Linked DNA regions of Homo sapiens: region 2 is linked to region 1. A link is a contact called in ENCODE Hi-C or POLR2A ChIA-PET data. All regions are on one chromosome and are shown on one strand. Each heading gives the region's core, a stretch centred on a gene start or an enhancer-like site at or near the end of the contact. The rest is flanking DNA. Distances are from core to core; before and after follow the strand shown. Region 1 holds the start of ZNF213-AS1 (ZNF213 antisense RNA 1). Region 2 holds the start of ZNF200 (zinc finger protein 200).

Region 1 (5,525 bases), core at 1,860-4,359:
CCAGAGCCAGGCCTAGAGCAAAATGCAAATAAACATCAGCAGACCCTGCATGGAGCTAAAACCTCCTGTCTGGAACATTCGCACTTCAGCCCTATTGCTGCCTTCCAAAGCCACAAAAAATAAATCACATTTACTTTGGATCGCATCTTTCAGAAAGGCACCCATGGCACACTGTGCTTGTGTGCCTGCTCCTGGGGGCTCTGTGTCTCCCCTACCCTGTGAGCCTCTGGGAGACTTATCTCTGCAGGTTACCCACTTCTCTCGAGCTCAGATACCATCCAGGTGCCCCTGGATGTGGAAGGGCCCCTCACCTGTCGCCAGGCTTTCACTGGCTGCTTCTGTAGGTCCTCCACCAAGGCGACAGCCTCCTCACCGCTTCCCGGGTGCTGCTCACGCACCCAGCCCTGGATCTCCCCTGGCAGCACTGTCAGGAACTGCTCCAGCACCAGCAGCTCCAGGATCTGCTCCTTGGTACGCAGCTCGGGCCGCAGCCAGCGGCAGCAGAGCTCCCAGAGCTGGCTGAAGGCCTCATGAGGCCCATGCACATCCCCGTAGCAGAATTGCCGGAAGCGCTGGCGGCAGGCTTCGGAATCCCTGCCATCCTCATGCTGGGCAGATTCCTGTTCCCAGGAGGAATCTTCCACTTTCACAATCAGAAGCCCTTCTCCCTCCCCAGGGGCCTGGTCCTGGGCCTCCAAGGGGGCTGCCATTCCCCTGGCCTGAGGCTCAGGGTTGGTCGGCTTCAACCTGGGCCCCAGAACCTGTACTTTCAGTCTCCCAGAGGGATCCCCTGTGGTAGCTGGGCTGGCATCTGGATGTGTACTCCTGGGGAAAGAGCAAAATGGCAGGACTGAGGAGGAAGGATGTGGAATACACGAGCAAACCCCAGGCTGAAGAGCCATCCAGTCCCCATCCTTTCATGGCCCTGAAGCCTTTTCTAGGCTTTACTGTAATGCCTTGCTCATGTGACTGTCTCTCCTATTAACACAGGCCCACAAGCTCTCATCCCAAAGCCAGAAATCCAAAACCCGGGTGTTTCATAACTCTTTGACAGCAAAACCCAATGTCATTCATTTGGCAGCACCACCTGACCTGATATAAGCATATTTATAATCTCAATTTATTCCACTAAATGTAAATGTTCAAAATTATGGTGGAAATATTAATAACATATATCTTCAGTTTATAAAATTTCATTGAGCTATACCCACTCGTGTGTTTTTCTGTATTGCACATTATACATCAATTAAATATCTTTTTTTTTTTTTTTTACTGAGAGAGAGTCTCACTCTGTCGCCCAGGCTGGAGTGCAGTGGCGCAATCTCAGTTCACTGCAACCTCTGCCTGCCAGGTTCAAGCGATTCTCCTGCTTCAGCCTCCCAAGTAGCTGGGACTACAGGCACCAGCTACCACGTCCAGCTAATTTTTTGTATTTTTAGTAGAGACGAGGTTTCACCATGTTGGCCAGGATGGTCTCAAACTCCTGACCTTGTGATCCACCCGCCTCGGCCTCCTAAAGTGCTGGGATTACAGGCGTGAGCCACTGCGCCCGGCCTAATTAAAAAATTTTAACTGATATGTTTCATTATTTAGTGTTGCCCCAGATCCCTCTGGAGATGTGCTTGATATATCGTCTGTGCACTATATTATCTTTCTCAAATTTGAAAACCTCTGAATTCCAAAACACATCTGGCCCTGAGGTGTCACAGAAGGGCTTACAGACACCATCCAAAGCCATTTATCCACAGGTACATATAAATGTATGACACATTTATACCTTACATTGTTACTCTCTACTGAAAAGTGTATTATGCAATTTTCAGTAATCGATTTTTTGTTTCAACAATAAAAATACAAACTGGCCGGGCTTGGTGGCTTATGCCTGTAATCCCAGCATTTTGGGAGACAGACACAGGATGATTGCTTGAGGCCAGGGGTTCAAGACCCCTTTGGGAAGACAATGTGAGACGCCATCTGTACCAAAAAACAAAAAAAGCCAGGTGGGGCTCCTGTAGTCCCAGCTACTGGGGAGGCTGAGGAGGAAAGATTGCTTGAGTCCAGGAGTTTGAGGTTGCAATGAGCTATGATCGCACCACTGTACTCCAGCCTGGGCAACAGAGTGAGACCATCTCAAAAAAAAAAAAAAAAGAAAGAAAAGAAAAGTAAAAAGAAAATGAAAAAAATACAAACCATCTTAATAAAAAAGGGAAGATTCAAACAATATAGAAATCTGTAAAACTCTCCCTTCCTCAATACCATTGTACCCCCCGACTTAACAGTCTGACAAATGACGTCCCAGACCTTTTCCTGTGCTTTTACTAAAAAAGTCATCCATAGCGGGGAGAAAAGGTGCTTGATGTGTTTCTACATAAATGAGACCTTACTGCACAGACATTAGCGGCACTATGAGCTTCCGCGGTATGGATATGCTCTAGTTTCTTAATCAATACTCGAGTGATGCATTCGGGTTGTTTCCAATTCTTTAGTCCATCCTAAGCACTTTATTTATTCTGCTCCTCACAAGACCCCTGAAAGGTGCGCGCACCATTCTCATCCTCTGGTGACTTCGAAGAAGACTTTCCTCGAAGAGGGCCAGGACTCACCAGGGTCGCTCAGCAGGACACGGCAGGCGGGAAGGCGAGCCAGCCGGAGCCCCGCGCTGTCCACCGCAGCCTCGCCCGCGGGGCGAGCGGCGATCGTACAGGGGCGTCTGCCGGGGGACCAAGCTGGCAGAGCGGCGCGGGGGACCAGCACTTCCTAGCAGTGCGCGCGCCCTCCGGCCTCTGCCTCGGGGCGCTGATCCCGGCCACTCGGAGCCCGGTGCTTGATGTTGGAGCCAGGCGGCCAGAGGCCCCGTCCCCGCCCCGGCCCCCGCCCCCGCCCCCGCCCCCGAAACACACAACGCCCACTACGGCCCAGGAGATCCCACTTCCGCCGCGAGCTCCCGGCGCCGGAAGTCCTCGCGGGGCTCGCTGGGAAACTACGCTACGCAAGCATTCCCCAGCTCCCAGAAAGCCGTTCGTCCACTGAGCCCGCCTTCTCCATGACCGATGGCCAATGAACAGGAAGAATTCTCAGGCTGCCTATTAGAAGACAGAAACTCCATACGCGTCATACACCTGCACCCGGGAGGAAAGGCGAGGCTCTGCATCTAGATTTACCTCGTTCTCTTTTGTCTCCGCTTTTTTTTCACATTTCCTTGCGACCCTGGCCCTTGAGCGACAAAAAGGGGAAGCCAAGGCTGGCCCGAGGAACGGAGAGGGCACATGGCCTAGCCACAAGTGGAGCTTCTGCTCCGCCCGAAGGGATGCGCTGGAGCGGCCTCTTCCTTCTGCCACGGTCTTTCTTTGCCAACTAGTAGGTGAGGGCCGAAAGGCCGCGGGCCGTGGAGCTCGGGCCGGGGAGACTCTTTTCTAGCCTCTTGGGTCCCGCTCCTCCCAATTCCCTGGAGAGGCGTCGAGCTTGCTGGGAAGTGCCCTCGGGTAAGGGGCGCGGAGCCTCCTGCGGCGATCCTCTGTCTTCGGGTCGCCTTAGCAGGACGCGGCAAGCGGGACACTGACCTGGCCGGAGTCCCGCGTTCTCTCACCAGCTGCTTTGTCCACGAGTTGCTGCTGGGCGTCAGGGGTCCCACGGCCCGGAGGGATCTAGAGCAGGGGGGCTCGGGGTCCTTTCCATACCCTCGGATCCTCTCCCACTCTCTCCACGCCTCGACCCGGAGATGATTTCAGGCTCCAGATCTCTTTCATAAATGGAAAGAGTTTTTTTGGTTTGTTTTGTCTTAATTATGTAGGTGTTGCATGCTTGGAAGAGAAAATTTAGAAAATTAATTGGAAAACCATAAAGATAGCTTTCTCGTGATAGCCACAAGGCTTGCTCCCTCATTCTGCTCATATGTCACCCCCTCAAGGAGGCCTTCCCCAGCTCTGTAAACAACCTGTGCTCGGCGTTAACTTTTCTCCCTAATGTTTATCACTACCTGACATATACGTGTTTCCCACGACTCAACGATAAGTGTTCATGAGGGCAGACACTTTTTAATGCCCTATGACAAGCACCTAGAATTGTGCCTGGCACATGGTAGATGCTTAGTAAATATTTGTTTAATGAATGAAGGTAAAAAACATTTCTAATACGACCATCCAGGAATAAGTACTATTCATGTTTTAGTGTGTTCTTACAGTTTTACTGTTCAGACAGTTATATGCCTGTGAATATATATTATATATGTGTGTATATATATATATATATATATATATATATTTTTTTTTTTTTTTTGAGACAGAGTCTCGCTCTGTCACCCAGGCTGGACTGCAGTGGCGCGATCTTGGCTCACTGCAACCTCCGCCTCCTGGATTCAAGCGATTCTTCTGCCTCAGCCTCCCGAGTAGCTAGGATTACAGGCATGTGTCACCACGCCCGGCTAATTTTGTATTTTTAGTAGAGACGGGGTTTCTCCGTGTTGGTCAGGCTGGTCTCGAACTCCTGACCTCAGGTGATCTGCCCGCCTCGGCCTCCCAAAGTGCTGAGATTACAGACGTGAGCCACCGTGCCTGGCGGAATTTTCATATTTTAAGTCCCCCACCCTTGGACATTTAGATTTTTTCCATCTTTCTGTATTTGCAGATATGCTTCTACGTACACCTTTATTCATTTGCTTGAACATTTCCCTGAGAAAAACTAGAAATGGAATTGCCAGATTACTTTGTGTACATGTTTCCAAACTGTCCTCCAGAAAGAATGTAATGCTTTGAACTTCCACTTGAGAATCAAATGTTTACCTTCCTCTGTTCCTCCAGATTTGGACATTTACAGTGTTCAGCCGTTGTTGTGGCATTCCAATTCAATTGGGAAACAGCTTGATGTAGCGTCCCCATAAGGTCCACAGTAATTAAATTTTTTTTTTTTTTTTTTGGTGCGGTAGTGCAATTTCATGGCTCACTGCAACCTCCACCTCCCAGGTTCAAGCGATCCTCCCATCTCAGCCTCCCTAGTAGCTGGGATTACAGGTGCACGCCACCACACCAGGCTAATTTTTGTATTTTTAGTAGAGATGGGGTTTCACCAGGTTAGCCAGGCTGGTCTTGAACTCCAGACCTCAAGGGATCCGCCTGCCTCAGCTTTCCAAAGTGCTGGGATTACAGGTGAGAACCACTGCACCCATCCTATTAAACTTTTAAATCATGATAGTTACCATGTATAGAGTGTTTATATGCCAGGCATTGAGCTAAGTCTTTTACGTCTTGCGCTCATTCTGTGCAACAGCCCAATGGGAGAAATTCCATGAATATAGTTACCATTTCCTTGATTTCTAGAGAAGCTGGATATGTTTTCTTTTTTTCCAGTATTATTTCTATTTATCCTTTTGTGAATTGTCTGTTGTTATTTTCATTGGAATATTCTCTTTTTTTGACAGAGTCTCACTCTGTTGCCCAGGCTGGAGTGCAATGGCACGATCTCGGCTCATTGCAAACCTCTGCCTCCTGGGTTCAAGCAATTCTCCTGCCTCAGCCTCCCAAGTAGCTGGG
Region 2 (5,525 bases), core at 912-3,411, 100 kb before region 1:
ATCCCATGAGTAACCATTTTAATAATCTATTGTGTATCCCTCAACACAAACATACACAAGGTGTTTTGTTTGTTCCAAAAATATAATTATGCATAATATATGTAGCTCTGAAACTTTTTCATGTAATATTTTATGGCCATCCCTCCAGGTGTACATATAGTTCCAATCCATTCTTTTTCATAGCTGGGTAATTTCCAGAGTATGAATGCACCAATTTACTCCTTTCCTTACGTATGAACATGCATGTCATTTCTAGTTTTTGTCACTACAAAGAATTCTACAAGAAATTTGTAGACATCAGATTCACAGATGAGATTGTGAAGGTCAAAGGGTACATACTTGTACTTTTAATTTTAATATATATTACAAGATGACTTCACACACCACACTACCAGCGAAAGGAGTGCCTATTTCTCCACCTTCATTGTTTGATAGGTGAAAAATGTGGTTCCCTTTAAAAGTGATAATCTTGACTAGTAGTGTGGTTAAGCATCTTTTTAAATGTTAATGACCAATTAGTTTTCCTCCTCTCGGGAAGAGCTCCTCATTGCCTTTGCTTTTTGTCAGTTGGCAGGGGTTCATTTTGTCTTAGGAATGTATAATCTTTTGTGTAGCTAATCTTTACAATTATCTTCCAGTCTATTTCTTGTTTGTTAACAGAGTCAAGAAAAAGTTCTTAAAAAATACAATCACACAGGTTTATATTTTACTTCAAGACATCTCAGTTATCTGTTTTGCCTCATAATTCAAACCATAATGCTTTGATTAACGGAGGCTTTTTAGTAAATTTTGATCTGAAAAGGCAGATATTCCTTATTTTTCTAGAATGTCTTGGTGCCACACAGTTTTCATACTCGTTTCTTTGTAACATATTTTAAGCCATCGTCAGCCATTAGTCAGGTATAATTAACTTTAAGAAGAGGCATTCATTTATATTTTTACTTTTGTCAACTTTCTGGAGGCTGGTATTACATCGAGAAATAAGGCCATCCCTGCCCACAAGTTGTCCGAACCCTGATCAGTGCGTCACTGGGGAACGAACCGAGTGTGGATACAACGCACAAACACAAAACTCTGTTCGGCCTCCGTAGGAAGCTGAAATTGAGAAAGGAAACCGAGACAGTAGGAGAAGGGCAATTAAGATGTCTTTAAAAACAAGACGGCCGGTGCGGACAGCAGTGTAGAAGTTAGCAAGCTGGAGTGGGCAATGTCGGTGCCCCATCTCTAACCTATGGGAGTCACCAGAGCGGGGGCGGAGTCCCATGGCGGCCACACCCTGTCCGCCTCCGCAGTCTTTTTACTGGAGAACCGCAGTAAAAGGCGGAAACCGCGGAGGCGTCTTGATTTTCCGGTCGGAGAGATAGCTTGCTTCCTTTAAGCCTCGGGGTAGGGGGGTGGGGAGGGTAGGGGGGTGGGGAGGGTAGGGGGGTGGGGAGGGTAGGGGGGTGGGGGGGTGGGGAGGGTAGGGGGTGGGGGGGTGGGGAGAGTAGGGGGGTGGGGAGAGTAGGGGGGTGGGGAGAGTAGGGGGTGGGGGGGTGGGGAGAGTAGGGGGGTGGGGAGAGTAGGGGGTGGGGAGAGTAGGGGGGTGGGGAGAGTAGGGGGGTGGGGAGAGTAGGGGGGTGGGGGTTGGGGGGTGGCGCCGTGGGGGGTGGCGGGGTGGGGGGTGGGGGGTGGGGAGAGTAGGGGGGTGGGGGGTGGGGAGAGTAGGGCGGTGGGGGAGTGGCGGGGTAGGGGGGTGGCGGGGTGGGGGGTGGGGGGAGCGCGGGCGCTGGGTGGGCGGGGGGTGGGGCGGTGGGGGGGCCTGCCCCGCCCCAACCGCCGCGCCTGACGGTCGTCCATTGGTTGTTTGCATTCGAACTACATTTCCCAGCAGGCCCTGGGGTTAGACTGGCCGCAGCTGGAGAGGTGCCAGCCCGTCGTGGATGACTAGAGCCAACCACCTGCCTTCCGTCTTCCAGGCAGAACCACAGAGAGGCTACAGCCGTCCTGGCCTCCCTCCGGCCCTGAGAGCTCCTCTGGCCTGTCTCAAGTCTTAACGTCTCAAGCGCAGACTGCCGGCTCCGAACGGGGAGACCAGGCTTCTGCACCGGAAACAAGGCACCGGTTGTGACGTCACAGCCGCAGAGCGCCCGACTTCCCAGAAGGCACCGAGTCCCTGCCGTTCTCCTCAACTGGCGGCGGCGCGAACGAATAGTCGCCGGCGACCTGTGAGGGCACTCGGAAGGGCGAGGGGAGGGCTCGACCGCTCGCGCCTAGTTTTTCTATCTCTCCCGGAGCCTGAGTCTCTGAGCCGTCCCCAGCAAACGCTCAGGGGCTGCAGAGGCCCCGAGAGGTGAGGGGCTCCGTGAGGGCGGGAACCAGGCTGAGGCCGCCTCTGGGGAGCGGAGCGTGTCCGTTGCTGAGGGAGCAAGGCCGGGTAGGGAGCCTGGTGAGCGCCTCAGGCAGGGGCGCACGCTGAGCTTTACGGTAAAGGTGTTCCTTGACCAGCGGAAGAGGCCCCAGAGTGAGCCTGGCCCGGCGGTCCTTAGTGGGATGTCGCCTGCCGCTCTCAGCAGAGCTTTGACGGCGGAGAGGAGTCGGCAGGCGGTGTGTGGACACCTCCTCGGCCTTGCATCTGCTCCCCGGGAGAGTCACCAACCGCCTCCCCGCCCAAAGGGCACCGGAGGGAGCTTCGGTTCGAGGGGTACAGTATGGCCAGATTCAGTGACCAACCTGCTTTTAGGCAGATGTCCTCGGTATTGACCCCAGATTTCCTGTCTTCTAGCCCATTGCTCTTTCTCCAAGCCTGATTTAACCTATTCCTGGTGGGTTTTACACACCGTCTTTCTTTCTGTCTTTTCTTTCTTTTTCCTTTTATTTTCTTTCTCTTCCCTGATTCCCTTCCTCCTTCTTTCCTTTCTCTTTTCCTTTCTTTTTTTAGAGTCAGGGTCTTGCTTTGTCGCTCAGACTGCAGTGCAGTGGCGCGATCACAGTTCACTGCAGCCTCGACCTCCTGGGCACAAGCAATCCTCCCAGCTCCCCAGTAGCTGGGACCACAGGCTTGTGTCGCCACGCCCAGCTAATTTTTTTTTTTTTTATGGAGTCGGTGTCTTGCTGTGTTGCCCAGGCTGGTCTTGAACTCCTGGACTCAAGCGATCCACCCGCCAGGGCCTTCCAAAGTGCTGGGATTACAGGTGTGAGCCACCGGTACCTGGCCACACTTTGTATTTCTCAGGAGGCTGGACCTTGGCCTTCTCCGCTCCACCCTTACTCCCTTCCCTTTGGACTTGAGGTTTGCACAGTCTCTGTTTTTCATTCTCAGGATCTTCCTTTCACATCTTCCTAAGCATATCTTGTTCAAATACTGCGTTTCAGTTATGATTTCCCTATCCCAGCTGTCGTTTTCTTTAGATCTCATGTAGCCTCACCAGCCATGCCACATATTGGAGTGCAGTAATGCCGTGCCTGGTCTTTTGGGTAATCCCTGGTTTCTCTGTCTACAGCTTGGCTCTCTGGCAGATTTCCTCTAGTAAGAGGTGGCTCTGGAGGCCCCGCGAAACGAGTGTGGTGTGTGGTTGCAAGGCATGATGGCTGCAAAAGTGGTTCCTATGCCCCCAAAGCCAAAGCAGTCCTTTATACTGAGAGTTCCGCCAGACTCCAAGCTGGGCCAAGACCTACTTCGAGATGCCACTAACGGGCCCAAGACCATCCACCAGCTAGTGCTGGAGCACTTCCTCACCTTCTTGCCCAAGCCAAGCCTGGTCCAGCCCAGTCAGAAAGTCAAGGAGACCTTGGTTATTATGAAAGATGTGAGCTCAAGCCTTCAGAACAGAGGTGAGAAGCACATGCTTGTTTCACTAGAAGAGGAGGAGGAGGTACTGGAGTCTAAGATAGGTTTCTGTGTTAGTTATAAATTCAAGTTAGGATGGTGTATATTGGAAAAGGAGTCAATTCTAGTGTTGGAAAGAGGAAGTTCTTCTCAAGTGCTGGGTGTGAGTAAGGCCACAGAATAAACAGTGTGCATCTTTCTGTAGTGTCAGTTTTACCCAAACATTCTGAGGGAAATATCTTTTAAGGATAAATCAGATGAATTATTGAGTTAGGTTGATGTGGAATTTTAGAAATTTTGTGCTTTTTCTGGGCATCTTCACACTTTACGTTGCCCTAAGCTCTCCTTTAGTAATACTCTATGGGAAATTCTGAAAGGTGCTTAGAGAAGTCATTCTTTTCATAACAGGGAGATGCCATAGGTTCAAGACCCTAGAGTTTATGGCTTGAACTCTATAAGGGCTCACAGGAGCAGAAAAGGCCATGAGTTACCTGTCAAAGGAATGAGGACAGCCTGGCCTCGCGGTATGGGGAGTCTCTGTGTTAGAGTCACTGAGTTTTTCACTAACTAAACCTTCCTCTTTCCCCAGTGCATCCTCGTCCCTTGGTGAAGCTTCTGCCCAAAGGAGTCCAAAAGGAACAAGAGACAGTGTCTCTGTATTTGAAAGCTAACCCTGAGGTGGGTTTGGTTTTCCCATTTACTGCCTGAATCCATCACCTTCCGTGCTTGGCCAACCTGTGTGTAAAAACACATTCTTAGGAGTTGGCCTTCTTGGGTGTTTTTCTTCTGCTTTTTCCTTGAGCCCTTCTCAGCCTGGCTGTCCTGTCTTTGCTGCACCTCTGTGGGATTTATAGGTCCCTCTTGCTATCCCTTCCCTTGATCTTTGTGTGTCAGCTTTTCTTACCAGTAGGGCTGTCAGTGAACCTCAGTTACTAAGATGAAAGGGGCCTCTTGCTCTTTCAGGAGCTGGTGGTCTTTGAGGATTTGAATGTATTTCACTGCCAGGAAGAATGTGTGAGCTTGGATCCTACTCAACAACTCACGTCAGAGAAGGAAGATGACAGCAGTGTCGGGGAAATGATGTTACTGGGTAAGAAATCACAGCCTTTGTGTGTTCAGGTTGTTTGCTTTGGGAAAAGCATGTCCTTCATCTCTTTAGCTTTGGGGGACGATTCACACCTGGTAAGCCTATGTGCACACACACATTTTATTTTACTTTTGTTTTATTCAATGTAGCAGAGCCTTGCCACAGAACTCCAGCTGTGGGTGGGTGGCCATTTTTCCCTGTATCTTGGGGGCAGTGAGGGGAGAGGTAGGGAAAACCTGCAGACATAGAAACTGTGGATATAGAAACTGTTCTGAACCCATTTTCTGAACTCTGTTCTCAACAGGTATATTTGAATGTTTTCATTGAACACATGACTAACTCTTGTAATCCCCCTCCCCTTTTTGATGTTCAATAGATGTGAAGACTACTAGCCTAAGTGAAAATATATTCCACTATTGGTGAAAGTAATGTTTAACACTTAATGAGCACTTATATGCTGTTACATGCTAGGCACTAGTCCAAATGCTTTTCATGTGTTTATTCTCTCATGTACTTCTCAGAGTAATACTGAGTGGTATAGAAATTACTGCCACCTTACAGGTGACAGAACTGAGGCAGAGAGGGGTTACAAAATTTGCTAAAGTTCACACAGTTGTAAGTAGGGGAACA

Evidence for each region. Hi-C counts contacts between places; a loop is a spot of excess contacts on that map. ChIA-PET counts read pairs that join two places held with the same protein, here RNA polymerase II (POLR2A). Pooled maps may share reads with other maps.
Region 2: a loop to region 1 is called in a pooled map, with 13 times the contacts of the local background. The contact joins the promoter of ZNF200 here to the promoter of ZNF213-AS1 in region 1. A Hi-C loop is called at or near these places in 1 of 37 single-sample maps with no recorded cell type and 12 of 50 pooled maps. POLR2A ChIA-PET finds 5 or more read pairs at or near these places in 4 of 52 experiments (Caco-2, MCF 10A, common myeloid progenitor, CD34-positive and 1 more).

What each region holds. Positions count from the first base shown.
Region 1 is chr16:3,132,466-3,137,990 of GRCh38, reverse strand. It overlaps ZNF213-AS1 (ZNF213 antisense RNA 1), which reads left to right and starts at 3,109. Exons shown (of 6, transcript NR_110900.1): 1 at 3,109-3,361; 2 at 5,049-5,141. ZNF213 (zinc finger protein 213) reads right to left here and starts at 2,962. Exons shown (of 6, transcript NM_004220.3): 1 at 2,604-2,962; 2 at 312-825. The coding sequence starts at 710. RefSeq lists a silencer at 2,672-2,901 and enhancers at 3,012-3,201, 3,212-3,381.
Region 2 is chr16:3,231,794-3,237,318 of GRCh38, reverse strand. ZNF200 (zinc finger protein 200) reads left to right here and starts at 2,161. Exons shown (of 5, transcript NM_198088.3): 1 at 2,161-2,332; 2 at 3,483-3,813; 3 at 4,398-4,486; 4 at 4,772-4,898. The coding sequence starts at 3,564. RefSeq lists enhancers at 1,843-2,052, 2,063-2,122.